2 separate regions of the Homo sapiens genome follow, and region 1 is linked to region 2. Evidence: chromatin contacts called from ENCODE Hi-C data. All regions are on one chromosome and are shown on one strand. The core of a region is the stretch at or near the end of the contact, and the rest is flanking DNA. Distances in the headings are between cores, read along the strand shown. Region 1 overlaps LINC00970 (long intergenic non-protein coding RNA 970). Region 2 has its middle 60 kb from the start of XCL1.

Evidence for each region. A loop is a pair of places that touch in the nucleus more often than their neighbours do. Pooled maps may share reads with other maps.
Region 1: a loop to region 2 is called in a map with no recorded cell type, with 4 times the contacts of the local background. The contact joins two enhancer-like sites. A Hi-C loop is called at or near these places in 6 of 37 single-sample maps with no recorded cell type and 4 of 50 pooled maps.

Annotation. Positions count from the first base shown.
Region 1 is chr1:169,026,822-169,029,521 of GRCh38, forward strand. All of the region lies in intron 3 of LINC00970 (long intergenic non-protein coding RNA 970), which reads right to left. Among named protein-coding and RNA genes, the nearest start is that of LINC00970, 59 kb to the right of the region's middle. Within about 2 kb of position 1,435, at least 4 of the 41 ENCODE cell types and tissues checked have a DNase peak (open chromatin) inside an H3K27ac peak, as active enhancers do.
Region 2 is chr1:168,634,997-168,637,696 of GRCh38, forward strand. No RefSeq gene overlaps it. Among named protein-coding and RNA genes, the nearest start is that of XCL1, 60 kb to the left of the region's middle. Within about 2 kb of position 1,360, at least 7 of the 41 ENCODE cell types and tissues checked have a DNase peak (open chromatin) inside an H3K27ac peak, as active enhancers do.

The DNA.
Region 1 (2,700 bases), core at 185-2,684, 390 kb after region 2:
TTTTTTTTTTTTTTTGAGACAGAATCTTGCTCTGTTGCCAGGCTGGAGGGCAGTGGCACAATCTCCTTTCACTGCGACCTCCGCCTCCCGGATTCAAGCGATTCTCCTGCCTCAGGCTGCCGAGTAGCTGGGACTACAGGTGCCCGCCACCACGCCTGGCTGATTTTTGTATTTTTGGTAGAGATGGGGTTTCACCATATTGGCCAGGATGATCTTGATCTCTTGACCTCGTGATCCGCCCGCCTCGGCCTCCCAAAGTACTGGGATTACAAGCATGAGCCACGGCGCCATGCCTTGTTCTAGATTTGTAAAAACTAAACAAATAGAACAGCTAATGGAATGAATGATTATTGATTCTATCCTGGATTGAAAAATAAGAAAAAACATTTTTAAAAATATTACTGTTGGAACAATTGGGAGACATCAGAATTTGGCCTATACATCAAATAATATTATGTTTTCAATGTTAGATTTCCTGAATGTGATACTTGTATTGTTGCTATGTTGGAGAATGTCCTTGTTCTTAGAAGACATGTGTTAAGATATTTAGGTAACAGTAATTGAATTCTCTGTGAAATGAATTCTTAAATGGCTTATCAAAAAAATATTTGTGTGAACATGCAAGTGTGTGGAGAGAAAGAGAAAAAGCAAATGTGGTAAAATGTTAACAATTAGTAAATCTAGATAAAGGGTAAATGAACATCATTGTGCTATTCTTGTAACTTTTCTGTAGGTCTGAATTTTTTTAAAGAAAGAAAAGTTTGGGGAAATATTAACCACTACAAAGCAAAAGTAGAGTGTATCCAGTTAACTATTAGTATCAACACTCCCACAGATATGTTGGGGCCATTCCTTTCTGCAGGCCAAGGCGGAGCTCAGCCACTCCAGACAAGGCACATGGAGATGAGGTCACTTTGCCAAGGTCACAAACACCATCACTACATTGCCAGAACTTCCCTACCCGCATGAAAATATCTCCTTGACCTTGGCTGAATTGGAAAATTTATATAAAGGATTCTGCTCCCTTTTATATCATTAACTAATCTGTTGTACAGATTAAAAGATTAGAACACACAAAAACATAAAACGAAATAAATTTAGGCATGCTAGAGTGGAGAGATTCAAGTTGATGCTCTCTGGCATTTTTCTTTCATTCCTTTGATGTTGTTTTAAAACTGTTTGGCCAGAGAGAAGGAGAGAGGGCAAGAAAAGAAATTAGTGCTGCTATGAATAACTGCAATCAACCACCAATTTAGGGAGTCACTGGAGTAGAACACTTCTCAGATGTCAGTGTTTCTCAGCTACACATTGTCCTTTCCTTCGATTATCACTGGCATGTCACCATATTCTGCAAATCTCAGCACCACTGCACCTCCGGCCCACTGGTCACTCATGCTTAAAAGCATGCGGCTGGGGGAGTAGACTGGGGGGACGGCCTCAGCCAGACCACTGTGGAGCCAAAAGAGTGCGTAGGGCTCTGTAGTTCTACTGGCTCAAAAGAATTATCTGTACTTGCATGGCCTTGAGGAGAGACAGGACTGTTGGAGACAGATAAGATTATTTTCTTTTTCCCTCTCTCCAGTGAACCAAACACAATTCCCATTCTGGCTTCCCAGACTCAGGGCTCATGTTTGAGCTTTTCTTTTCTCACTTCTCTTGGTCAGAGGTGATCACTTTTGCAGCTCATGACACATGTGTGATTTTATGTACAATACCTTAAATAGCACTTTTAGAAAATCTGTTTTCTGGCTGGGGGCGGTGGCTCATGCCTGTAATCCCAGCACTTTGGGAGGCTGAGGCAGGTGGATCACTTGAGGTCAGGAGTTCGAGACCAACCTGGCCAACATGGTGAAACCTCGTCTATACTAAAAATACAAAAATTAGCCAAGCGTGGGGGCGCACGTCTGTAATCCCAGCTGCTTGGGAGGCAGAAGCAGGAGCATCACTTGAACCTGGGAGGCGGAGGTTGCAGTGAGCTGAGATTGCGCCACTGCACTCCAGCCTGGGTGACAGAGTGAGATGAAAGAAAGACAGCAAGAAAGACAAGAAAGAAAGAAAGAAAGAAAGAAAGAAAGAAAGAAAGAAAGAAAGAAAGAAAGAAAGAAAGAAAGAAAGAAAGAGAGAGAGAGAGAGAAAGAAAGAAAGAGAAAGAAAGAAAGAAAGAAAGAAAGAAAGAAAGAAAGAAAGAAAGAAAGAAAGAAAGAAAGAAAGAAAGAAAGAAAAGGAAGGAAAGAAAGAAAGAAAGATCTGTTTTCTGGTTAGCCTAAAATGGCTTGTTCTGGAGGAGATACTGACTGTCCCAAGAAACAAAGCCTGCTACGTGCTGAGATTTTGTAACTCCAAGTTCTTCTCAGAAGCAACTTGTAGACTGCATAGGGTTGCATGGACTATTGTCAGGACTCCCCTTTCAGGAAAACCATATTGCAGGGAGGACTGTGGGATGGTGAGTGTTAATGAAGGGCCTAGAAAGCTGAACTGGTAGAGAGATTCGTGACTGATAAGAGATGATGGGGTTTTGTGCGTTAACACAGAGATACTACGGTACTTCTCTTTCTGCTTCTGTCTCCGGGAGATAAGTTAGGCACAAAAATGACCCAAAAAAGCATTCTACTCATCTCTTCCCACCTCTTCCCTGCACAATCATCCCTCTGGTAGCACAGGAGCTAAAACCAAGTCACAGCTACCACAATAAAGGGACTT
Region 2 (2,700 bases), core at 110-2,609:
ATACAGCTAGTAAATGGAAGGGCTGTGTGGGGAAACTCAGTCTTCTTGATACAGTAGAGATGTTGCTTATTCCCTACCAAATTCCCTCCCCTGGAGCCAGAAGAAATCCCACACATGAGCATCATCGCCATAGCTAAATACAGTCACACTTTTTGGCTCTTTTCTGCTATAGCTCTATTTTGGGTTAATTTACCTCGTACTGACTCTCAAACAGTTTAACAGCTATTTCAGGCATCTATTTCTGCTCAAAGATGCACTGCTCCTATTTTTGTAAGCCAGATGATGCAGAGAATAGGTAATGCGATAGGAAAATTTTGCCCCTCATAAATCACTGACTCACATCATAACAAGATTACCAGAGATCCAAATATGTACTGTCTAATGACATCTGTAAAGATGACAGCACATGATTATATTCCTCTTTGATGTTTTAATAGTATTTACACAAAATAAAGACTATTTATAAAAAAGATACAATATTTGATATTTTACAGATATTATCTCCACTATTTTTTGCAATAATGCTGATAGGCTCAAGGACGTTAATTATCCCAAATACTTAGAAAGTGCTTTGTTTCAATGTTTGAATTCAAGTCTCTAAGGCCAAAGGCCAAGTTCTTTCCACCATGATACTGTTTATTAGAAGAAAGAGTAAAACCATTATGTACTTTCCTTCTTGGCATTTAGTATTTCCATCCCAGCCAGCACCAGCAGTGGGAAGCAGGCACGATTTCCCATAATTGAATACTTTAGTAAAGAATTTACAACTCAGAAGCACCACAAAATACAGTTCTTAGACTTTCTTCTAGATCATACCTACAATAAGAATCTTTGATCTTCTGCAGGCGTGACACTTGTTTATTATTTTATTTTACATGACTCCAGCACTCCTTCTCTCTACAAATACTACATGAACAACCCTGCTATTCAGCATAAGTGAATTAAAATGAAATTTTCCCATTTGTTCTTTTTAGGGATTTTTGCAAATGCTCTGGAAATTTGCAAGACCAGTGATTTGTTGACATCAGATCTATAGCCGGTAGCATTGTCAGCTGACAGCTTTCCAAAGAAGATAGGAAGTAATCAGTGCAACCTTTGTGGAAATTTGTTTAATAAAAACCCAGAGCAACATTGAATCTATATTCAACAAGAAAGATCTAAGTCTTAATATTCATATTGAGAAACTGGTTTGGAATGTTGATAAGATAAGTTGAATATAAATTATTACCAAACATAAACCTCTTTGGGGGATTTTGCTTATTTTCATTATCAAATAATGGCAATCAGTTTAGTTTTGCTGGTCAGTGACTAACCCTAAACCTCTTAACCTAGCTGGGAATAGGATGTCAAGCTTTGGTAGTGAGAGCTAGATGGCACTATGGTGTAATTCTGTGGGGTGCCCAATTATGAAGAGTTTGTCTGATTGTGATGATAGAGGTTTCTGGAATAAGAAATTCTGCTCTTTTTTGCTCGTGTCTTCTCTAACTGCACTTCTCTAAGTGCAATATAGTACAACATAGGAAGGCTAGGAAGAAGTTTCTGGTGTAGGAAGGCTGAAGATGAGCATTGTCTTCTGTCTTGCTCATTCACTCCTGCTCTTGATTTCTTTCTGATAAGCTGTGTGTGACATGCACAGATACACACACACACACATAAACACACACACACCCTTGTTGAGACTTTTTCTTTAAAAATCAATTAGGAGTATTTCAGACAAAAGATGATTTACACTCCTTCTAACCCATGTCCCTGATTCAGCAGTTTTTCCCTCTGGTGACACAGGTGCTATTTATAGGTCATACACGAGCTGAGGCCAGAGCCTACTATGTGAACAGCTTGTACTGTGGCAAGAAGGACAATGATTGTGAAAGCTAATCATATGAATTGGGGCATTCTTGTTATACCCTACTAAAACAGGGTGGAGAAGCCAGGGGGAGAAAACATTCCAAGCACATGACATTGATCTAAGAATGTAATTCTCTGCAAGCCTAGTTGCTGAAATTTCCTGCTGAAACCTGATTTATCTAAGAGCTGCTGAAACAACCCCTTGTGTTTTACCTACTGCCTTCAGTCACCAACCAAATCCTGCCAACTCTCCCAGACCTTACTAGTGCCAGTGAGCTTTTGCGAAGGACAATATGTAACGTTTCCTTTTTTAAAAAATAAAACCCCTAACCTCTTTGTTTTTGGGACATGCTAAAGACAGTCTGCATGTATGGCCTGAATTACCATTGTTTCCTCCCCACGAAATGGCTTAATTTCAGAGATTCATCTCTATGCTTTATTTGACTTTGACAGTACTTTAGAATTGGAAGAAGACATTAGCAGTTTCTCAGTTCAACTTCCCACTACCGGATGTTTGAAGTTCATCTCCTTAATTTTGAAAAACATTTGATTTCCTGATATTTGAGTCTATTTGCAGAAGTTTAGGAAGGCTAGGAAGAAGTTTCTGGTGTAGGAAGGCTGAAGATGTCGGCCATGACTGTGCAGTCTCCTATGATAGAGCAAGACAGGATGAAACTGAAGGGCCAGGAGATTAACAAAATGGTACCTTCTAAGTGTGTGCTGCTATGTTACATGGCATCCTGTAGGGGGAGCTAAGCCATTCAACAGCTTTAGCTGTAGCATTTAAGGCAATGATATCTTTTGCGTCTCACAACTCCTCTTTCTTTACCCTCCCTCCGTAGCTTTCCAGCTGCC